2 separate regions of the Mus musculus genome follow, and region 2 is linked to region 1. The links are chromatin loops, found by intact Hi-C in ENCODE. Cell type or tissue: left cerebral cortex. All regions are shown on one strand. Each heading gives the region's core, and the rest is flanking DNA. Links, peaks and the distances in the headings are about the cores only.

Evidence for each region. A loop is a pair of places that touch in the nucleus more often than their neighbours do. Peaks named below come from ENCODE experiments on the same cell type or tissue, not always from the same donor. Only the 100,000 strongest peaks of a DNase experiment are listed, where the experiment ranks them.
Region 2: it touches region 1 in a loop (2.6-fold over the local background); 3 of 42 quality-filtered maps call a loop at or near these places.

Annotation. Positions count from the first base shown.
Region 1 is chr2:129,900,503-129,917,548 of GRCm38, reverse strand. No RefSeq gene overlaps it. Among named protein-coding and RNA genes, the nearest start is that of Gm39933, 12 kb to the right of the region's middle. In left cerebral cortex, for the core only: a CTCF peak has its summit at 12,565 (motif pointing left); DNase peaks (open chromatin) are centred at 8,377 and 12,551; H3K4me3 peaks cover 988 bases; H3K27ac peaks cover 2,718 bases.
Region 2 is chr2:129,999,872-130,007,871 of GRCm38, reverse strand. It overlaps a transcript of Tgm3 not described here. Among named protein-coding and RNA genes, the nearest start is that of Gm52561, 8.3 kb to the left of the region's middle. In left cerebral cortex, for the core only: no CTCF peak of the experiment used is centred there; DNase peaks (open chromatin) are centred at 1,559 and 3,692.

The DNA.
Region 1 (17,046 bases), core at 4,996-12,995:
TTTAATCCCAGCACTTGGGAGGCAGAGGCAGGCGGATTTCTGAGTTCGAGGACAACCTGGTCTACAAAGTGAGTCCAGGACAGCCAGTGCTACAGAGAAACCCTGTCTCGAAAAACCACACAAAAAAAAAAAAACCCAAAGAACAAACAAACAAACAAAAAAGTAGAAATTCATAAAGTGGAAACTAAAACAAAAAACATTTAAAATTGACCCAATAAGGCAATTTTTTTCTTTGAAAAAAAAAAAGAACAATATTAACACCTAACTTATCTAACCAAAGTGAGAGACAAAAGACCCCAATTGATAAAACAGAGATGAAGAGAGAAGTTACTAGAGATTCATTTTGATGAACAGAATCCTTGGGGAGAAATTTGAAAACTTAGATTAATCAATTCCCAGATACATACGACCTACCGAAATTAAATCAAGAATATATAAACAACTTAGATGGACCCATGACAATCAATGAAACTGATACAGTTATGAAAAGTCTCCCACAAAACAAACAAACAAAAAAACAGGATGAAAAAAGGACAAAGTCAAATTATCCCTGTTTGTAAATGGCTTGCTCCTATACTAAAAAGGTCCTAAGGACCCCTACCAGAAAACTTTTAGATTTCTTAAACACTTTCAGCAAAATAAGAGAAGACAAAAATCACTTTTGAATATGCTAATGACAAGCTTGCTGAGAAATAAAGTAGGGGGAAAATCCCATTCACAATAGCTTAAAAGAAAAAAAAAAAACAAGATCTAGACAAACTCTTAGTCTGTACCCAATCATGAAGTGAAGGACCTCTACAACACCTTAAGAAGTCAGAGACATTAGAAAATGTCAAGTCCTTCTATGCTCGTGGATTGGATGACTCATTCTTTGGCTACACAGCAAGTCCAAGGGCCATCTGGGACACAGGAGATCTTGCGTGTGCACACTCGCACACACACACACACACACACACATACACGCACACACACATATGCCAATGAGATGACTCAGTAAGGAAAGGCTGTCAAGCAGAATGGCCAGAGTTCAGTCCCCAGGACTCATACGGTAAAAGGAGAAAACGGACTTGCTTGAGTTGTCTTCTGACTGCCGCAAGAGCCCAACAACACATGAAGGATGTGATAATAAAGAAAATTCTTTAAAATTCACACTGTTGAATAATCAAAGCTATGGATGTATGAAAAGCCTTGTGGAAGTCCTCTGCTCTGTAAGAGCTGTGACTTGGATGAGAATGTCCTTACAGGCTCAGGTACTTGAAGACGTGGTCCCCTAACAGTGGCACTGCTTGGGGAGGTCCCGGAACCTCTAGGAGGCAGAGTCTTGCTGAAGGAAACATCTCACTAGGCACTGGTGGCTTTTGGGAGTTGTAGTGTGGTCCCACTTGCCATCTGCTGTTTTCAGCAGGTTGAAAATGTTTCTCTTATCACCCTGCTCTGGCTACCTGCTGCCATGCCTTTCCTTATTATGAACTCTGACCCTCTGGAGCCATAAGCTCAAATAAACTCTTCCTTCTCTAAGTTCCCTGGCCATAGGAATTTGCCATACCAACAGAAAAGTAACTAATATAATAAGCTAATATATTTATGAATACATATTCAAATTTCACATATACATATTTTAATTGAGTTACTCTTTATGTGAAGATAATATTTCCCCCACAAGTCAGTAAGCAGCACCCCTCCATGGGCCCTGCTTCAGCTCCTGCCTCCAGCTTTCTGCTCCATGGGCCCTGCTTCAGCTCCTGCCTCCAGCTTTCTGCTTGAGTGCCTCCCCTGATTTCCCTTCATGATGGATGGAGATTTGAAATTTTAATAAAGCCTTTCCTCCCATGAGTTGCTTTGGATAATGCTATTTATCAAAGCCACAGAAAGCAAACTAGAACCAAAATTGGCATGTCAGTTGGGTAGGCTATTGCTGTGACAGACCTGACCATGTTGTTTTGGGAGTGATTTTAGAAAGGTTTGGGTTAGAAAAACTATTGAGTTATAAGAGTGTAGTGGGCTCTTATATGGAAGCTTATAAGCTAAGAATGTTGAAAGAAATGCAGGCAATAGAGGCCTGGTTTGTGTATTTTCAGAAAGAGTCTATTGGTCTGTTTGTGTGATATTTTCCATTAAAAATCTGTATAATGTGAAAAACCTGTCCTCTACTGAGGTCATGGATGCTACTTAGCTGGGGCACAAAGATCAGCTGTGAATAATAAGAGACCAGAATCACTGAGGAAAGACCTTCTGGAAAGTATTTCCTCAAGGTCAGCACACAGATGCTGTGGTCCAGAGGGGCTGCACTTCAGTCTGGCCGCTGAACTTGGTAACGTGCAAGTCCATCATGAAATGTCGACTTTGACAACATGGAAGCTTTTAGGACTGAACAGGTCATAGAGGGAAGCTGAGGCTTGGGCTTAGTACACGTGTCAAAGTCAAAGTTCCAAAAAAGAGGTCATTAGTGGAGGTACAGCCTCAGTTGCAATGTAGACCCCAGGAGATTAGAGATCCTAGTACTATAGGATGCCTACCAAAGTCAGGGTCAGGTATCCAGGCAGAGCTGCCCTGAGCCTGTAAGCTGTGACGTCCAAGTTGGAGAAGTGGAGCTAGCTGGCAGAGCTTTTGGACCTAGAAGATCACGAGTCTCAGATGTTGGACACTGAGTTACCCTTTTGGGCTTTACTCTTTCCTATACCCAAATTCTTTCCTTTTGTAATAAGAAAGCATAAAACTTGGTTTTTATTTTATAGGAGCCCGTGGCTAAGAGACTTTGAACATTTAAATAGACACTGAAATTGAAAGTATGGGTATTTTGAAACTTGTAAAAGCTGTACTTTTTTGTTTACCATAGTGATGTGAGATATATTTGCGTGTCTAGTTGACAAAGGATGGGGTCTTCTAGTTAGCTTCAGCTGTCAGCTTGACACAGCTCAGAGTGATCTGAGGGTGTCATCTAAAGGACGGCTTCCATCAGATTGGCCTGTGGACATGTCTTTATTGCTAATTGATGCAGTGGGGCTCACCCCACTGTGGGTGTTGCCGTCTCCAGGAAGGTGGGCTGGGTTGGATCAGAAAAGCAGGTGGAAGAGAGCCAGACAGCAAGCCCATAAGCAGCACTCCACAGTCTCAGCTTCAGTTTCTGCTTGCGGGTGTCTGCCTGAGTTCCTGCTTTCACTTGGAAATTGCCACAGTTCATTTTCGTCACGGTGTTTATCGCAGCAACAGAGAAAACTGGGACAGGCAAATAAACCCTCCTTTTGGTGAGGATATTTTTCTCACGACACCAGAAACGAAACTAGGACTTCTTGTTGTCCTCCACCAGAAAGACCATAAACCTAAATACAGACCTTATTTTCCTGGCTCTCCTTTGTCTAGGGATGGTCACGTACCATAGCTTTGGTCATGCAGTCGCTGACTGAGTGGAGTTTGATAGTGAGTTCTGAGGAAGCTTCTGATTTCCTGATGAAATGAGACAGACTCAACACATCTCTCAAAATGGCAAAATCTGAAACGCCGATAATACCAAACACTCTGTAGGAAATGTAAGGGATATACTGTATTTTCTATCAAAGGCTTCAATGAGACAAAAAAAAAATCATATAAAAATTGTAAAGAAGCCATTTGGAAGAAATTCAAATTCCTCTAGGGTCAGCTGTAAGAGCCAAAGTTATGTTTCAAGTGTTTTAGTTGTAATTACTATGATTCAGAGACCCATGAAACAAAAATGCCTGCAACCTGGAAACCCAAGGACAGAGATTTCCTGAAATGCTGGAGGTTATTATTTACTGGAGGTCACACATATGTTTGCTTGACCCAATCTCGGGGACATGATGGCCACATACAGGTGGGAAGTACGTGGGCAGGAAGTGCGTCAGGATATATGCTTGTCCCTGATTGGACATGACGGGAAATAGGGCAGCCTTATGTGTTTGCCTCCATAAGCACCTGCAAAATGTGACTTGTGGACATTTTCTAGGAACCCCAGAATGGATCTGGCCAGAGTCTGTCATCCTGGCCAGTATTTAATTAAAGCTTGCTTCACAACTGTGGTAGCAGCATAACTCTTGACTAGTGGATTTAAACACAGCCCTTCTTGAAGTCAAAATACATGCTCAAGATTGCACAAGGTTCTAAAGATTGCATTCTGCTTACTGGCTGTTTATTATCCAATCTTGTAAGAATGTCAGGCTGAGGCTTGGACCACTCAGAATGAAGCAAAGAACTCAGTTGCTTGGGGGGGGGGAGAACCAAAAACACAGACACCCCCCCCCCCAATGTGTGTGCTTCCCTGCTTAGTTTGGCATTGATTTGGGGTGGCTATGGACTCTCCTTCAGAAGTAAAATTTTTTTGCCTTACCTAAATGTTTAGACTATGTAGTCATTTTCTTGGAACTCCAGAGCCATTTCTAGCACCTGAAGCTAATTCACTGATGGAGTTGAAGAGTTTGACAATTTCAAACAAAAATAAATATAATCTTAGCAACACTCAAAGGATTTGAAACACGACCACAAAAATAAACTGCACATTGAACTGGTCCTGGTGCTATAATGCCTACGATGTTAGTACCGAGGAGGCTGAAGGAGGGGGGTATGAGCCTGAGATCACCTTAGCTCCACAGCAAGACTGCTAAAAAACAAAAACAAAACAAAACAAAAACCCAAGCAAGCAAAATAAAATCTCATGCACATAGATGTTCCTAGCACAATTTACCCATAATTGCCAAAACTTGGGAGCAATCAAGATGCTTTTCCTTTCGCTAGGCACACGGCAAACACACCATCTGGAAAGCTGCAGGAGGCATGAGTTTCGGCTTCTGGACTCTTTAAGATTATGTGACTCAACGACGATTCCTGAAGCATCAAATCAGAAAGCCAGACACAAGCCGCGTCTGGTAGTATAGAACTGCAGTTCTAGCTACCCAGTAGGCTCAAACAGAATTGCAAGTTCAAGGGCTGCCAGAACAACTTAGTAAAACACGGTCTCAAAACACAAAGTAAACCAGCCCTGAAGTGTAGCTTACTAGTAGAGCACTTGTTAGCATGTGTGAGGCACAGGGCAGGTGTAATCCCGAGTTCAGAAAGCCAGAGGACGGGGAGGAAGAGGAAGAGGGCTAGACAAGGTCATTGAACTTGAGAAGGAAAGGAGGTAACTGATCTTAACACAGTTTCTGAGACAATGTTCAGTAACTGTTAGCTGCCATGTGAAATTCACTATTATGAGGACTTCTTGGCTGGGTTTTCTCTTTCCTTTAACATTTCCTAAGCCGATATGATATGGCAGACATTAAAAAGACCACGAAAAAGACTACTGTCTTTTGTGAGCTATTAATGCAATAGTCATGGTGACAGTACATTGCTGTTTTGTTTTGCTTTTTAAGGCAAGGGTTTATTTTTCTACATCCATAGTTAAAAAGGGGGTTGTTATTTTGTGGGTACCTGTTATGTAACAGGTAATTATGAATCCTTCAACAGCAGTATCTCACTTCATCATTACAACAGGCTTGTGGGGTTTTTTGTTTGTTTTAGAGATGAAGAAAATCTAACTCAGATATTTTTCTCAGGTCACACCACAAGTCGCATGCCACAATGTCACACACCTCCGGGAAACTATTAGTAATCCTTTAACCTAGTAGATTAATCTTAGGATAAATAGAGATTTCGCTCTCAAGTGAGGGAAGGCCTCCTGAAGCACAAATCCAGATGTTCTTGATCCAGTTAAGGAAAGGGGGAAATCCAGGAAGTTCACGGCTGGGTAATCCCACCCAGGTCAGATTTCGGCAACAGTGAGTTTTAGATTAGCTGCCAGCTGGGCTAGAAGAAGGCTTTAAAGGATAAAGCTGGAGTTCCTTGTTTTTTATTTGTGGTGGAAACGGTTTCGCTGTACCCTCAAGCACACTGGCGTTTTATTGACTAGAGATTAAAGTGCACGTCAGGAAACTTCCTCTCCAATCTCAGGCTCGCACGCACGCACGCACGGCACCAGCGCCTGTCACGGTCTCAGCAGCCATCACTTGTTCCTGCTGTTCCTGATGAAGAGATCATTTTTACTGAATACACTGCCTTGACAGTAGAGGCTAAACGCAGCTAATACCCTTCGTACAGAGAACCCTAAGGATGGGTGCGGAACCAGTAGAACCTATTCAACTTCACACAAAGAACCAGCTGCACAAAGTCCACCTGACTCACAGCCCAGACATTTTTAAGGGCATTATATGGCCTCTTTCAGCTGTGTAAAAGTCAAAAATTCTGAGAAGAAATGTAAGCAAATGCCGGTAAGGGGCTGAAAGTTCTGGTGGAGGCAGGAATAAAAAGCAGTTCTTTCCAGCTTTACGAGGCAAGCAACAGTGATATCAATTTGCTGGGTGTCCTGGTTAGGCTTTCTGTTGGTGAGATGTGACACCGTGACCAAAAGCAAGTTGGGGGAGGCAAGGGTTTCTTTGGCTTCTGTTTCCACATCCACAGTCCCTCACTGAAGGAAGTTAACCTAGGAATTAAAACAGGCAGGAGCTGATGCATAGACTGCGGAGGAGTGCTGTTTACTGACTTGCTCTTCATAGAGTGGTCTGCCTGGTTTGTTTCCTTCCTTCCTTCCTTCCTTCCTTCCTTCCTTCCTTCCTTCCTCCCTCCCTCCCTCCTCTTCCTCCTTCCTTACTTTCTTTCTTTCTTCCTTTCTTTCTTCCTTCCTTTCTTTCTTTCTTTCTTTCTTTCTTTCTTTCTTTCTTTCTTTCTTTCGATATTTTCTTTATTTACATTTCAAATGTTATCCCTTTTCCAGGTCTCCCCTCCGGAATCCCCCATCCCATCCCCCTCCCCCTGCCTCTATGAGAGTGTTCCTTCACCCATCTACCCACTCCTGCCTTCCTGCCCTGCATTCCCCTACACTGGGGCATCGATCCCCCTCAAGCCCAAGGGCCATTCCTCCCACTGATGTCTAACAAGGCCATCCTCTGCTACATATGCGGCCAGAGCCATGGGTCCTTCCATGTGTACTATTTTGTTGGTGGTCCAGTCCCTACGAGCTCTGGGGGAATCTGTGGACCTGGTTTCTTTTTTTTTTTTAATTGGGTATTTATTTTATTTACATTTCCAATGCTATCCCAAAAGTCCCACCCACGCTCCCCCACCCACTCCCACTTCTTGGCCCTGGCATTCCCCTGTACTGAGGCATATAAAGTTTGCACGACCAATGGGCCTCTCTTTCCACTGATGGCTGACTAGGCCATCTTCTGATTCATATGCAGCTAGAGACACGAACTGGGGGGGGGGGGTATTGGTTAGTTCATATTGTTGTTCCACCTATAGGATTGCAGATCCCTTCAGCTCCTTGGGTACTTTCTCTAGCTCCTCCATTGGGGGCCCTGTGATCTATATAGAATCCAGGACCACCTGGCCAGGGATGGTAGCTACCTACTCACCATGGGCTGGAGCCTCCTCCAAAAACCACCAAGAAAATGCCTTACAGCGGGATCTTATGGAGGCATTTTCTTAATTGAAGTTCCCCCCTTTCCAGTGACTCTAGCTTGTGTCAACTCGACATAAACTAACCAGCACAAAGTGTAATAATGCAGAACTTAAATAGCATTTACTGCGTGCCTACTGTTGTTCTGGGGACTTTATAATACTGTCCTAATTGTGTTAGAGGTACTATTGGCCTTATTTTTCAAAGAGGCAAGGTTAACTTTAAGTGCAGAGGGGCTAAGTGACTTGTTTACAGGAATCTAGAAGCAACAAACATTTACTGAGTCATGCACCAGAAACTAAGCCCAGGAAGTATATACTCTGTCCCATTTCCTTGCTTAATACTCAAAGTAGCCTTAAGATATTACTATCATTGTCGTTTCTTTCGGATAAAGCCTGAGCCCAGAGACCATACCCTTAATCACACACTAGGTTGCCAAGAGCAGGGGAACAAAAACAGACTGAGAGTGAGTGGACTCGGAATACCATAGAGATCTAATGTTGATCTCAAGGAGCCAGGATTGCAGCCCAGAACCCAGGGCAGAATGCTGTGCTTTTGAGCTACTGCTCTCTGCCCTTCGCGAGATGCACTCATGTTCTATGCCCTCCGCACACCGAAGCTGAAGCCATCGCCACCTGCGTGAGCCACCCTAACCAGGGGAGGAAACGCGCCAGCCACTAACACCTCCTTCACCCCTCTCCTGGACGCAAGTATTTCCCCACACCCGCAGCCTTTCGCACATCCCTCCCTCCTCAGCAAGCTATGGTGAACCCAAGCCTCAGTTGCCATGGTGAAGGATGCGTGAGGAGCCGGAAGAGGTGGGGCCATGACCAGGACCCTCGAAGGGTCAGTAAAGCCGGCTGAGATGCCTTTGAGTTGCCATGGTGATACAAGCTCCCTACAGGCGCGGGAAGGCGCTCTTGGGTAGCAGTCTGTTCTCTTAAAGAGGCAGAGAAACTTGGCTTAGTCCTGGGGTTGCCATGGTGATGCTAGAGTGGCGCCGAAAGAGGCAAGGTCCGCGGCCCGCAGGGTCGAGCACGCGCCGGGTTTGATATTCTGTTTACTGTTCCTGGGAAGGCTCCCGGCTTTATCATAATCCTACTAACGACAAAAAGTCTTGATGGGGCAGCGACTCTTCCTGGGCTCTGCCAATTCCAGATTGAATCGACCCGAAGCTGCACAGTCCTAGTTCACATCTCTTGTCAGTGCCGGGAAGTCTCCTGTTGCCATAGTGATGAGTGATCCAGCACCTTGTCCTTGCTTGTGAGTTGGAGAAGCCCAGGAAACCCTTATGCCGGCCCTGCCAACACCCTGGACCGGGCTTAAGGAAGACAATCTGCTGCTTCCCGGACCACTCATGACTTTACTCTGTCAGTGGATGTGCAATAGTGTAATAGGTGGACCGAACCCTGACACTGCGGAAATACTGACTGTTAAGGCCACTTAGTTTTATAGATATCCTACAGAGTATTTAATGTCTCCCAACTCTTGTTATTACATGTGGACCTAGTACTACTATTATATGTTGTGCCATTTTGTGGGTGTTTGGGGGTGTGCATATGCAATTTTCTTTTTAGAATAATTTTTCAAAACTAAAATTACTTTGTCAAAAGACAGATGCAGGGTTTTTTGCTGTTTTGAGACAAGATCTTACTGTGTAGCCCTGGCTAGCCTGGAATGTGCTATGTAGAATCCGCTGGCTTTGGACTCATAGAGATCTTCCTGCCTCTGCCTCTACAATGATGAGATTAAAGGAGTGAACCACCACAACAGACAATAAATGCAGTTTCAATATTTGTGGATATGGCTGAATTGTTCTCCAACGACATTAGCAAATTACATACCCTCCCAAACTAGAATCCAATACTTTGAGTTAGAATTATATAGTGATGAACTACTTGAAGTCTTTTCTAGAGCCAATGTTATTAGTACATTTAATGCTTTCTTTGATCAATTGTTATGCCACATTACACTATCCAATTCTATTTATTTCATAATAAAGATTTTGTAGGCTGAGTTACTTTGGCTTCTGTCATTAATTTTCTTGCTTCCATGTTATTGGAAACTAACAGACGAGGGGGTGATCCTGCCACTCAGAAGCTGGCCCTCCACAGCTGGGCCATGCTGTTCTCATCTTGCACAAAAAGAGCATTATAGAAGTCCATCTGTGGGAAAGCCTGCTTTGGGGACAAAGAAACAGAACAAGCCTATTTATAGTTTTGGCTAAGGCACAGACAGACAGACAGACAGACAGAATCTTGTCACTCACAAAATACCAAATATCTCCCCTACCTGGGAGAATTAATGACTGCTACTTCTGTTACAAGTTTCAATGTTATCTCGGTTCCAATTTGCTATAGATTTGGATTTATCGAGGTTCTCGTGGACATCCAATCTACAGCAAGCCTAGATTCCATAGACCCTTTCAATCCACCCAACCAAACTCAAACTCAGTAGTGCCACTAACACCACTAAGTGAAGGCACCACGCAGTTCTCTCCTGGTGTTCACTTTCTTCTAATATGAACAACTCCTTCAATGTCAGGTAAAGAGGTTTTGGTGGTATCATGGTTAGCAAAACTGCCTTCAGCTACACGGACCGTGTTCCTGGTGGGCTTTGGTTAGGAGATACTGGTACAAGTTCCATCTCCTGGGAAATTTTTGTAGGTCTAGAATCTGTGACTTGGCAGTCTTTTATAAATGTTTAATAAGACTAAATTTACATAGGCTGTTTTACACTGTATTGACTACTTCAGTCAGTTGGGGTTTCTCCCAGTTGGATTTTTGTTGTTGTTGTTGTTGCTGCTGCTGCTGCTGCTGTTGGGTTTGTTTCTCAATTTCCAGTAGAGGTTTTTTTTGTTTTGTTTATTGAGACAGCGTTCCTCTGTAGACCAGGCTGTTCTCAAGCAGAGATCCACTTGCCTCTGCCTCCCACGCTGGGATTCAAGGGGATTAAAGGCATGCACTACCACAGCCTGGCTCCAGTAGTGTTCTTAAAAGGTGACTCTACTGAGATAAAAACAAAAAGTTAGCAAACACAGTCTTTTTGACATTGTATCTATTCCCTTCAGGTGCTCAAGCATATGTGTGTGTGTGTGTGTGTGTGTGTGTGTGTGTGTGTGTGTGTGTGTGCTCGAGCGTGCAATGGTGCTCATGTCGAGATAGAGTCACTTGTGTCCTTCTACCTTATGGGCCTTGGTGACTGAACTCAGACCATCAGGCTTGACATCAAGTGCCTTTACCAACCAAGTGGTCTGGTTCAATGAGTTCTATGTCCTCAAATAGGCTTATGGTTTGAAGGAGAAATACTCCTGTCCTGTGTTTGAAGACTTGGTCTGCAGCCGGTGGTACTGTTTTGGAAGGTAATGAAAGCTTTAGGAGAGAGAGCCTTGGTAGAGGAAGAGAAGAGCTTGACTGAAGGGAGTTAGTCATGGGGTGGGGTCCTTGAGGATTCATAGTCTGGCCCCACTTCCTGGCTTCTCTGTTCATGAGATAATAGAGCCAGCTGCCTTCTGCTTCTGCCGCCAGACTGCCCCTGTATGATGGACTGTACTCTCAAACTGTAAGCCAAAAGAAACCTTTCCCTCCTGAAGTTGTTAAGTTTTTGTTCACAATAAGAAGAAAAGTAGCAAACGTTGTAACATAATCCAGTATGACCTGGGTGGAGACAGGGCTGATCTGCACAGGGATACACAGGAATAGTCGAAGGTTCAGTTACTCAGCCAGCAATACTCTCTGATGGCAGCCCAAGACTATCACAAACCCAATGTCCAGATAATAGGATACTTGGGAAATAGGTTATAGCGCAGTCATCCTATAGGAAACAGTGTTACTCCAAGATACACTCATACAAGTTCAAAACTTTGACATTGTGGAGAGCTTCATTTAATACTCTCTCCTTGATTTGTGAAAGTTACACTGCATTTACAAGTGCTGACACTGGGCTTTGGGAGGCTGCCATGATATTGCCTTCACAGTGGAGACAGGGCATTACTGGAGGCAAGCCTTCAGTGGGGCAGCAACTGCAGCCCCACAAATGCTGATCATTTATTTGTCTCTAGTATTTTAAATTATCTCAATTTCATAACTTTGAGATTCATATCAGTGAGTTTTGAGTTCTTGTAGTACCTGTGTACCATGACTTAACATAGTGACTATCTTCACAACAATTTTACCCTGCTGCCTGAGTTAAGTTTTTAAATTACTGTAATAAAAAGCAACTTATAGAAGAGTTTATTTGGTTTGTGGTTCCAGATGAATAGAATCCATGGTGGTAGAGGAAAGTAACTAAGACAAAGCTGAGTACAGTCAATCAAAATGTGTGTCACTTTGGGTTACTGAGCATGGTCAATCAAAATGTATGTCACTTTGGGTTGCTCAAAAGATAAGGTTGGGGGTGTAAAAATGCTCTGTATAGCTGAACTTGGGGCTTAGTGTTTTGAACTGATGTCCCTTGAGCCTGTTATATGGATACAATAAACTGCTTCCTGGCTTCCACCCTTGGGTGTCTCTCCTTGGTCTCAGCCTTTCTGTTGCACTAGCTAGGAAATGCAAGAGTGCTTTCATCTCCCACCCTGGGGTGCCGGCTTCATCTCCCCTGCACTGGGGTGCTGGCTTCCCTGGGCACAAGAACAGAGACTTGCCTGGCACCAACGGACCACTGAACATGTCGGAGATTGGCCATTCTGGGGTCTAGGGACATCTCTAAAAGTGGAATGGAGCCCAGCCCCAGGAAGTAGGTCAGGGAACCTCTCCCATTAGACTAGAAGAAGAAACTCGGTTCAATTGGTTTTGGATATCTGGTTAGCATTTCTTTGGATGGAAAGGACAATTGGTTGATTACCTTCTAAGAGTCCTTGAGCTGTGTAAATTTATCCGGGAAAACACGGCTCTCCAGTGACTTCTAGGCAGTAGGCAAGAGATTGTAGTCATATGGTTATGTGTGTCTGAATAAACTGAATGGCAGTATCTGATCTGGGGGGAACTTTTTCCCTCCCGGAGAATTCAGATCCAAGTTCGGGTTTATATGAACCTGCCATATGCCAAGAGGCTCCAGGATGAAGCAAATGAAGCCCTACCCAAATAGTCCTCACCCTTCTCTTTTCCCTCTTATGTGTGAGTGCCACCTACTGGGACCTAATGAGAGGACAACAGAATAACCCCACACTCTTAGACGAATGTCAAGAAAAGACGTTGGGGAAATGTAAGGTCGAATCAAACTGTCTCACACAACATTCTGGGCCTTCTGTAAGATAGGCTGTCCACCATCTGGGGTGGATGATTACTAAGGAGTCATTAAAAAGGAAAGAGCCAACAGAACGCTCAAAGTTGTCACAGTCGGTGCAGGCCTTCCTCATCAATGCTCCTATGTAGATGGATGACAAAATATGGCTTTCTCTAGTTCGTTCTCTCTCTCTCTCTCTCTGTCTCTGTCTCTCTCTGTCTTTCTCTCTGTCTCTCTCTTTTTCTCTCTCTCTCTCCCCCCACCTCCTTTTCTCTCCCGAAAGCCTATTTAAAGGGGAGCTTTAAAGTTATATTGGCCTGGGCAATGACTTCCTTAACTGCCCTTAGTGTACAAAACAACAACAACAACAACAAAGATAAAGATGAGAACAAAACCACAAAAGCTTAAGCTAAGTCATAAAAGGTTTAAGTAAATTATACAAGGTTTATAGAGTACAGGATTTAAGAATGATAGATGTTTAATGTTTAAGGTTTATTAAAATTCTTAAAGTTATAATGATCCGGTCATGGTAACAGATATTAGCTTTGTTAAACTTTGGCCACTTGGGAAAACTGAGCCAAAACAAACCAAGACTTCTTTAAATTCTGCGGATTGTTTTGTTTCCTATTCACTGAATGTTATACATACAGAGTTTAAAGCATAAGGCTGGTGATGCTGTTCTTCCGAGTGTTCAGCAAAGCTTGAAAGTCTACAGCAAAGAGGATAACAGGGTCTGAGAGGACATTCAATACCTTTGTCTTTGAGATTCATGGTGACCCAGGACTCAGGGGACAATGAGACACCTCTGATAAATTGCCTGTCCTTTTGATCAGAAAGGTCCTGTAGTCTCCAGAGATTAGATTCTAACCAATGTGCATCCTATGATATGGGAAGTCACTAGGGACCTCAGGCTGTGTGTGATACAATACTTAAGATGAGTATATGGGGGAGATACACCATTGCTATACAGATATGGGAGGAATATGTGACTCAACAATGAAAAAAGGGGAAATTAAAATAAAAAAAAACCCTAAAATATATACTGATGGTTCCGGACCAGGTCTTTGGATAGACAGGGATATCTCCACTCCCTGCTGCTACTGCTGATAATGTGGCTAAAATTATCTGTCTCCCTGCAAGTTACAAAAGGGAAAATGCTGTTACTGCCAAGGGTAACCACAGAGCAGACAGAGAAGCAAAAATAGCAACTTTAAAAAGTAGGTAGGGGGATGGAACCGCCGATATGACAAGCCACATTAACTCCCAGGCTATTAAGTAAATGGGACCCCAGTTACTCACAACAGGAAATGACTCTGCTGAAGACTGAAAATGGGAACTATTTGACCTTTAAAGATGAGAAGATAGCCATCTCTGTGGCCATGGCCCCTGCATTTGATAAACAGTCCCATCGGGCACTCACATCATCCTGGACAGCCCTGGAAAATGTGTTTGGCTGAAACTTTTACACTTCTTGGCTTTCCAGAATATCCCCATATATTAGACACACGTATGCATGTACATGCGCGCACGCGTGCGTACACACACACACACACACAGAGTCAGTCCCAGTCTGGGTCTAGAGTCCCAAAGGATTCCTAAGAGCTGCTGGTCTTCAATCTACATTGGAATCCTGAAGAAGCAGGTTATAGTACCAGCAAAGGAATTCCTGAGCAATAGGACAAATGAACTTGCCAACAGGAATAAGAGCAAGCAGGCAGGAAGTAAAAGCTTCCTTCTTCCATACGATGTGGCCCAGACTTAGGGTGGATCTTCCCATCTCAAATGATCCAATCATGAAAATCCCTGATAGGCACCCAGCTGCTTGAGTTTTAGTTGATTCCGGATGTAGTCATGTTGACAACCAAGATTAGCCATCACAAATCCATCCGTTTTCAATTTGACACAGTCACTTCTTTATGTCATCCTTAATTTACAAATGAAAACAATAACCAGATCATAATTTCATGGAACAGGATATAACCACCCCACATATGGCACAACATGCATGGCTAAGGAATTGGTCTGACTGAGGTGACAGCGAATGAAAAGACAACATATATACATACAGAAAAGGCTGGGATTGAGGGGGGTGTGCCCTGATGCAACTGCAGCAGCAGCAGCCCTGAAACTCAGTACACAGATTATATTCAACACAGTACATTTATTCTATACAACATAAAGGTATTGTATAGAGGTGGGTTAGCTAATCTTGGTTGGAAGCCTCTATAGAGGTGCAGTCTCAAGTTGCAATCTTGAGGAGGAGGAAGCTGCAGTTGATAATTTCTGTACACCCTGGTTTAGCTAATGGTTAGCCATTTGTCAGCATCCAGAGTTGGACCAGGGGAAGGCTTTGCCATTCCTCTGAATTTGATCCAGGCCAGGCTTTGCCATCCCCATGGATCCGAGGCATCGGGGTACTTGACAGAACATGCTCATATCAACAACATACATGCACTCAGGACTTTCACCTTTTCACAATCGTAAATGCATTATATATTTCTTCAAGGAATATATAATGTTCTTCAATGAATAGTTAGTATTTTAGTGTCCTATAACTTAGACATGATAATAGCCACAGATATTATTTCAATTGATGTTCCATGACATGAGAAAAATGAGTAAAGAAAATACAGTATTTCCTTAATATATGTGTATATGCACAAACACATCCTTAGCAAAGCAGGACAGAAACAATGCTTATTACAAACTGGTCATATCACCTTAGCTGGTATTTATAACCACCTTTCTCTATTATCCTTCATCTGCATGTATTTCTTTCATCTTCAGCAAGTACATCAGCAGGTCTTGGTTCTTTTCCTGAAGGAGTGAGACATACCTTCATTCTTGAAGAGTCTGGGACCTTTGTCATCTAGCCTGGATTAGGCTGAGTAGTTTCCCATTGACTTTAGTGGCAAGACATCTTAACAACAAGAGATGCCCTGAGTACTCAAGACACACTCTTCCTTACCTCTACTGTGAAGAACCAACTCAATTTTTTTCTTGGAAGTCTGGATCAATTGCTCCCCCTAACAGTGTTATTTCTTTTTTTATCCTGTTGGTTTAAAGGCATCAGGAGCCCAAAGTAGCCAGAAGGAAGTCTGAGCTTCCAGTTCAATGGAATATTTGTCATATTTCCTGGCAGGAGAGCTCCCCAGTCTGAAACCAAAATTTCTAGGCCAGCAGAACTTAAGATCATTGGAACAGGAAGCAAAACTTTTCCTGGGGGTCATTAGGGATTGTGAGTGGGATAATTCCCATTTCCACCCTTGGTTCCTGCCCCCATTAAGCCTGGCTATAGACACTCCATATATTGCACTCTGGAGAACCCCAACCCTGCCCTCCAGGCTACTGCCACCTAACTGGCACTGTAACTGTGTCTTCAAAAGGCCATGCCACTATATTATCAAGCAAACTGCTTCATTATGGAGAACCTGGTAAGCCCTATGGATTCCATGAGCATGACTCCACCATTGCACTTTAATGGCTCTGAAGTGAGTTCCCTGATATGCAATGATGTATGGAATACCATGGGGGTGAATAAAGCCCACAGATGGAAGTCTGGCAAAAGCATTATGATCAAGAAAGGCAAATCCATAATCATAGCAAACATCTATTTCAGGAAAGTGACAGGTTTTTCTTCCATAATGTGGTTCAACATAGTCAACCTGCCACTGGGTCACTGGCTAGTCATTCCTGAGAATGGTGCCATAATGGGGGCTCAGCGTTGGTCTCCACTGCTGGTAGATTTAGCACTTAGCAGCAACTATAGCCAGGTCAGCTTTAGTGAGGGGAAGTCCGTGTTGTAAAGCCCATACTTAATCTCTATCTCTGCCACCATGACCACTTTGTTCATGGGACCTTTGGGCAATGACAGGAATGACTGGGGAAAGAGGCTGACTGTTCAGAGAATGAGCCACCCTATCTACTTGATTATTGAACTCCTCTGTTGAAGTTACCTTTTAATGAGCATTTATATGGGACAAAAATGTCTTTAAATTCTTCAGAAATTTGAAGAAATGTATCCAAATAATTCTCCAAATGTCTTTCTCACCAAAATTTCCAATCATTCTCTTTCCAAGTTCTTGACTATTAACCCAGTCCATTGGCTACAGCAAACAAATTATTCATTATTCAGCAAACAAATGCATATCTAGCCATTTCTCCTTTATGATGGTTTGAATAAGATTGGCTACCATAGGCTCATATACTTAAATGCTTAGTCACCAGGAAGTGACACTATTTGAAAGAATTAGAAGGATTGGGAGGTGTGGCCTTGTTGGGGGATGTGTGATCCTAGGGGTCAGCTTTAAGGTTTCAAAACTCCATGCCAGGTCTAGGTTATCTCTCTCTCTCTTTGCCTAGGGATCTGGATGTAATTC
Region 2 (8,000 bases), core at 1-8,000, 95 kb before region 1:
TGATGACGGCAATAAGTGAGGTCAGCTTATTAAAGAAGATGCATTTCAGATAAACCAGGAAGGAGAAGATCAAGGAAAGGCATGCACGGTGACAGAGAGTCTTCATTCCATGGGCTGCACATGGCTTTCTGTGGGGCACACAGTGCTTGCAGTCAGTAGGGAAGACTGGAAAGGCTGGCCTCCACTTTTCATCCCAATGGTCACCCTAAGTTCTTAGACCTAGAAGAGAAATCGGTGGGTGGGTCTCAACCCCCTACAAGACTCTGTTGGAAGGCTTCTCTGCCAAACTCTTGGCCATTCATGAGCACAGGTGGGAAAAAACAAACGCAGAAAAGAGACTACAACCCACCGTCTGGTTCCTGATGGTACACCTGCAGGGCCAAGTTGTAGCCAGAGAGAACACCAGGAAATGATGGTGTCAAAGGACAGCTTGCTGGAGGATGTAGCTTGTCAAGAAGAAAACACACCAGAGGCCACAAAGCCCAGCTTTTTATTTTTCTGATAATGGACCAAGGCCTACAGATAAATGCTTAGCCTAAGATCTCAGAATGGTGACTTGAATCACAGAGCAGAAGAGAGTGCAGGGGCTCTTCCTTCCCTTTGGAGAACCCCTTTCACCACCCAGGCTGGCGCACCCTGGATTTCCAACTGGGAGAACTCTGTTTCTGCCAATTTAGTCATTTCCTGCTTTTCAGTTGAGAAACTCCCTTGACACCTTCTTGTATGTAGTGTGATGAGGCACATTTTTATTAAATTCATTCTTTTGACAACGTCATGCATGTATATGAAGCAATCCAATGGCTCCCACCCCACCTTTGCTTAGCAATTCCGCACCCTCTCCACCTCCTCCCTCCTTCCTCCAACACACTGCCCCACAGTTGTGTCTCCTTGTTTTGTTCTGTAACCCATTGAGTTTAACTAAGTCAGTCTGTGTGACCATGGATTTGTAGTGATCCAATTTTGATATGTCTTCAGCAAGTAAAGGAAAGTTTTAAAGTCTAGAATTTGTGTAACAAAATGCAAAATGTTTCATATTCCCTGTTGTTTTTCTGTGTCGACAATAAGTATGCATAAATTATGGACACAGGAGGAAAGTCTCTTCTGTAGAAGGATGAGTGAAGTAGGGTCCTACCTTTCCCTCAATGATAAGCCACTACAGGAGAGGCAAATAGAACATATAGAATGTAATTGTACAGCAGGGATCATAAGGTTTGCCTACTATATATAGTAAAGATTCACAGGAAAGTGAACATTTCACTGTGACATAAAAGATAACAGAAACTGGAAGAAAGAACATTCTCATCTGAATAAAGGTAGGATGAAGTCCGAGTGTATCCACGGAACGACATTGGAAGGCATCCGACAGCATGTGACCAGCTCTCCTATCAGCCACTTTCCAGACCTACTCACCCACTGAACTGAAGTTTAGGCAGCTTCTGAAATAAGGAGCCATGGACAGGAGCACAGGGCCCCACGTCTGTTCTCATTTGTTCTCGTGCATGGCACACTGGGTGACTTCCATAGAGGCAGATCCCTCCGCTGCACCACTTTTGGGTACATGCCTGAAGAAAATGAAGTTGGTACATAGCAGAGACATCTGCCCACTCATGTCCATTCAGCTCTATTCAGGAAGTCCAGTCACAGAAGCAGCCTATTTCTAGATGAATGGGTAAAGCAAAGGTGATATATGAGTTTTAGTTAGCCATAAGTAGCAACGAGATTATGCTATTTGCAAGAGAATGGATGGAAAAATGTATTAACTGCAGTAAGTCAGAGTCCAAAAGACAACATAGCATATTTTTTCTCATGCAGAATCTAGATCAAAACAAAACAAAAACAAAACAAAACAAAAAAACAAGTAGAAGAGGGTCTATTTGGGAGGAAGGACAGAGAACTAGGAAGAAGACAGGGCAAAAAAAAAAAAAGGAATATGATCAAAGTACCTTGTGTGCATATGCATAAACGTCATTATCTTCAATATTTGCTCTTCATTTCTTTAAAGGATTCGGTACTAAAGAGGTTCCGTCAGTGAATTTAGTGCTAGGAACTGCACTTGCCCTGCTAGACAAGTTCTTTACCACTGAGCTGATTCCCAAGATAGTGCATTAATTTATGGTTGGGAAATCTATTGTCTGCTGGCTGCATTTACCTGGGAGGTTTGGTCTTCATCAGATTAATCCAAAACCAAAGGCCTCTTACTTCTCTGGAGCAAAGTGGGGATTCCCAGGCAGCACATTTAGGTCCTAGTTTCGTGCATCAGTAAAGAGAGCCATAAAATAAAAGAGTCATAAACTTTAAAGGGCTGAGGCTTGTTCCGGCACATGTGGCTCCTTATAGCAGGGTGCCAATAACTTTAAAGCAAAGTGTGAGCGAGGCTACCATCTTGTCTACCAGAAGACAGACTAGATGACAGGAAGTCGGGAACACTTGGAGAAATAGCTTTGTTAACATCTCTGACATAAAAATGTCTAGAAAATCCAAACAAGGCTTGCTCCTCATTGTACGACAATATTTGTGAGGACCCAAGAGAGAGAACAGAATTGTTAATTTAAGTCAATTACAACTCAGAATAAATAATTTTCTGTCTTCCTCCAACAAGACCCCAGCACTCAGCTTCTCTTGCTCATCCCAGCATGTCCTCTGTCCCAGCATGTCCTCTGGCTCAGATTCTGTGTCCTCAACATTTGGGTAAAACAGAAGCCTTGCATTCTGGGGGTTTGGAGATTTGGTCTAGTCAAGGCTTCTCTCTAACACACTTGGAGACCTTGAGAGATGCAGGGTTCGGTTTAAATCGGGAGGTGTCAACCTTTTCCTCGGTCAATACATTACCTCACCTACAAACCCATCAGCAACATCTCTCATTAGACACGGTGTTGTCAACAAACATGACCACCTCTACCCCTTCCTGATTCTCAGTGAGAATCTCTGAGCAAGATGATCATAATGTATTTTGTATCCCTACCCCACTCCTGAGTTTTAAGATTCTACATTTAAATTAGAGCCAAAAAAAAAAGCCCCAAAAACAAAAAATCACAGGCTCAGATGTAGTTATCCTTGTATACAGCTTGATGATGCCTGAAAAGACTTAAAAGAAGATGCTAACTATGGTTTTCTCTGGGGAGGGGATCTAGGAACCCAATGATAAGGAAACTATAGGCAATGATTTTGTTGTTTGCTTTTTGTGGTACTGGGGATTGAGCCAAGGACTTTGCACGTTCTAGACAAGTACTCTATCACTGAGATATATGGCTAGTTCTTGGCCATTTGAGGCAGAGTTTCACTATGTGGCCTAAGCTGGAGTGGGACTTCTGATCTGCCTGCCTCTGCTTCCCAAGAGCTGAGAGTATAGGTATGTTCTACCATGCCCAGAGGTCTCGGGGAATTTTATTTGGCTGCCTGTCACAGAGTCCCAAAGAATGGCTCTTAATCACACAAGAGGTTTTTATCTCCCTTCTATCTAAATGAAAAGTTTAGACAGGCCATCCAGGGCTGGTACATGGTTGGAAGGATTATTTCCAGCTACATCTGGCTTTACTTGGCCTCAAGCTCATAGATAGTTCGTGCACCTCTGGGTGACACCCTGTGTTTCTGGCAGGAAGGCAGGAGGGCAAAGAGCACTGGCAGCTGATTATATAATGAGCTATCCTGGAAGGAAGCCTCAGCCACTTCTGGTGAAATCACAGCTGAACGTTCCTGCCCCCTCAGCTTCGAGGGCTTGGAAAGAGAGCTGTCTTACTGGATCGCTGCCAGGCATACAACACATGTCTAGTGCAAACTTAGGGTCTCATTGGTACTAGTGAAGAGATAGGGCATTGACATGGTGGTCACAGTGTGCCTATCATACATACCCATGCATTGTCTTTTCAAATAATAACACTGACAGAAGAAAGCCCCAGGAACCAAAAATACAGCATGAAACATGACCACAGCAGTGACAAAGTAGAAACCACACCAAGTTCCCAGCACAACCAAGAAATAACCAGAAATGTCCTCTAAGATTGTAGCAAATAAGAACAAAACACACTTCTCTAAGCTCAGCCTTGGTGGGAGCGGCACGAGCTGTACTCTGCAATCATGTGCTGTCCTGTTCTCCCTCTGCTTGGGTAGCAAAGCTCCACTCCATGCAGCAGGCTTTCCTCCATTGTTCATTGCTCTGTGTCATTCGAGGGCTGGGCCTTCACCTAACAAGAGTCTGGGATTTTAGAGCTCTTTAGCTCATGCCTGTGTCTTTAGTTTTGTTCTCACAGATGAACCTATTCTAAAGGAGACCTACTCGGTCCTTCTAGGGCAAGGAATCACTACAACAGAAAACAAAGAATGGAATGAATAACTGGGACATCCGAGTTCAGGTCCCCTGTTCTCTTGGGAAAGTCACTGTCTGTCTCTGAATCTCCATTCCTCCATTGGAGTGGAGAGGGAGGGTAGAGACAGTCAGGCAGGCAGACAGGCAGTCACATAGAGAGGAAGAGACAGACAGTCAGACAGACAGAAACAGAGAAACAGGAAGAAAGAGATAGAGAGCGGCAGAGAGAGATAGATATTCTTAGCAAATAAAGAAGACATCTCACACTATGCTGAGAGCTGTGGCCCAACCCTGCTGTCATAGACTGCTCCTCTCTATCCTTCTTTTCCTCTTTCTCTTCCTTTTCTTGTTCTCTCTAGCGTTCTCCTTACCTCTCTCCCTTTTCCTGTGAAGAGTATTTGCCACCTGAAACTCTGCCAAGGACATATAGGAGATGGAGGGTGTCATTTGACATAAGCTCTTAGAACTGACAATGTTCCCATTAAGGCAAAGGGACTTAGGGCAAGAACGCCCTAATGGGGAGCTAAGACACATAGCTAGGAGAAAATGGAAGTGAAGGGACATTTATGCTCTAGCCGGAACAAGGACTTACACATGAAAACCATAAGCACTTTCTGTTTCCTCCCCAGCTTCTCTCCCTTCCTGAGGATGAAAGCACGGGAGGGGATATGACCTTTTGCCATGTGCCAGCCCCCACTTGCCTTCCTGCGGATTCTGAGCCTTGCAGACTTAAGCCTGCTTGTCCCCTTATGTGCACACTTGCTATGCCCTTATTAATTAAATATTTTTCTTCAAATATTTTTTTCAACTTGCATATCCACTTTAAACCTGGCCCAAGTAATAGCATAAGAGTTTGCTGTGTTGGGTATTTGCTAAGGCATCTGAAAACCAAACCTGTTTGGAATAGATAATTATTCCTGTGCGAGCACTCAGTGTGTCATAGTCTGGGACCCACCGACAATGAACACCCCCCCCCCCCAATCCTTGGAAGGGTTCTCCAAGGCAGGAATTACTACTGTCATCTCACACAGGAAGAGCTTAAGTTTCTTTGAGAGATTAAGTACCTTTCTCAGGAATACAAAGACAGCAAAGACAGAGAAATACGCAACACTACTATTGCTAGCTGGGCTCTTTTATTGCTGTTTGCCCTGTAGCTGGGAAGGAGTAGAGGAAGAGGCAGACAGAAGCACATCAGCCTACAGTGCCTTGTTCAGTACTCACAAAGACCCAAGCTCCAACACCCATCCTTGTCTCCAGTGTAGTCCCTGCCTTTTCTACCTCACAATAGAGTCATGTCTGCCACCAAGCTGGCGCTTTGATGTGAGCCTATGGAGTGGTGGCTTTGTTTCCAGATATCTCCCACTATAGCGTGGCCTTGGGTAGAGCTTCTAGAAGCCTGATTAACCCTACCCTTTCAGAGTTCTAGCCCGCCCTGCTCCTCCTGAATGTTTGCTTCTTGCCTGGGCAAACACAAGGCTTTGCCTTACCCTTATGTAGAGCCTAGTTTGCTAGCACAGTAGTAGGCTGTGGGCATTCATTCTGGAAGAAATGGTAAGCATTCTTGCAACTTCTCTTAACCCTCAACAGCATCTAGTTACCTAGCACAGGTGACTCACTTGATTGATAAACAGAGGCAGGATTCTCTGCCATCTGCCCTCTGGTCCCTTCACCTAGGTCTACCTATCAAGCACCTGGTGCATGAAACCAAGAAAACATCAAAAGGTCACGTGAGCACCTGACCTTGCCCTACCTAACTTCTTTTGTCTCCTCTGATAGCAGCTGGGTCTAAAGCGTAAGAGATAGGAAAGGGTGTAGGAGAGCCCATGAATAATGACCGGAGTAACAGGTGTTTACGATGGACAGAGAGCATGTCATGACTGTTATGGATACCGTTAAATATAAATGCTGTTATCTTATTAAACACCGGTCAATAGCTTGCAATTCCAGAAGGAAATATCACCAAACCCACTTTATAGATAAGGAATTCCTGGGAAGGAATTTTAGGGGACACACCTAAGGCCACCCAGCTATTAAAGAGCACAGTGAAGATTTGAACCCAGGTCTACTTAACTCTAAAGTCCCTAGTCATTACCACTACGGTCATCATTACCTTTGGACGAGAGACGATGGTTTACAAAAAGCATTTCAGGATGATCTAAACCAAAGTTTCAAAAATAAATAAATAAATAAGAATGGCCTAGAGCATTAGTTTCTTAAATCTGAAGAGGAAGGGACCAAAAATTGTTGGAAGAAGTTGGCTAAAGGAAAGCAGATGTTTCCACTGTAGGATTTCTGAGTTTTTATCACTATAAAGTCCATGTGAGTCTCCAAAGGGAAATGTAATATGTCTCATGGTCCATATCACCTAAGGAGAGTGTTTATATGTGAACACACACACACACACACACACACACACACACACACACACACACACAGAGTGTTTTACAGAATAGTTTGGAAGATACTCATGCTTCACATTCTTTTAAGTATAAAAAGGAAGAAGGAAGCTTGCCTAGGTAACAAGATAATCCAAAGCAGGATGCTTTGAGCACATCATAGCCTCATTTCTGTTCTGCCTATTTCCATAAACAATAATGTTTGTTGGTCATTAAGAAGGAGGTAAATACTCACCACATGCCAGGCACTGGAGTGAATGAGACACAATAACAACCTCACTGCACTGTGTGGTTGACATTGATAAAGCCACAGCCTGAGGTTAGGGAAGCCAGTGTTGGAATGAGTGGGTGGAATTTTCTGGCCCTTGCTATGTGCCAGCAGGCCTTTTGGAAATCTGAGATACCTTCTGTTTTACTAACCCATCCATCACAAATAGCAAGTCATTGTCTGGTTCCAATCCCATCCTCAAAATTCTCTTACGATAGTAAAAGGACCAATGGGCATACGCGTAACAGTTCTCTGACTCTTGTCAACACTGGGTGAAACACTTCTGCAATGGGGAGGGGGTGGCAGGGGAGGGGATGATTCCTGGAGTGCCAAACCCCAGAACCATCACAGAATGTCAACAGGAGGAGATCTTGGCAAGTCAGCATTCCAAACCCACGCTGCAAATGAACAGGTCTTACTGGAGGATCAGGGCTTGCTCTGGTCTCCTGCACTTGGAGATCCAACCTGGTGTACCTACTGTACTCGCTAGCCTGCAGTTGATGTTCAGTGTGACACCTAAGCCACTTGATATAGAAAGTCAAAGCCCTTCTACATATGTGTAACTGTGTGCCCTTAGGTAGGTCACTCTCCATGCCTGGGTCTGTTCACTTACTCTAAGATAGAGGAACTTGGATTTGAGCTTTCCTTGGCCTCCAAACTTCTGTGGGTGTTCCACAAGAGAGGCCAACTTGTCAAGGGTCAAAACATCTTCAATCTACAGGTGCCTCTCAGTAGCCCCATCTTTGTCCACTTACTGGCCATATGTTCTCTGAAATTTTGTTCCATCCTTTTAGGTCTCAGATGGGTAGGGCTTGCTTCTGGGAAGGCATAAATGAAGGCTAACATGCTGGGACAAGAGTGGATTGATGGGATAGTCCCATCAGCTGCCATGAGGTTCTGCAGTGTCAGTTTGCATTTCTGTGTCCTGACTCAGAAAGGCGTTAAGTCTATCTTCTTTGTCTCTTTCTTTGAGGTGCTGGACAGAAGCTAAGTATGCTTTTTCTGGTACTTTGAGTTTCTTCAGTCTTTGACT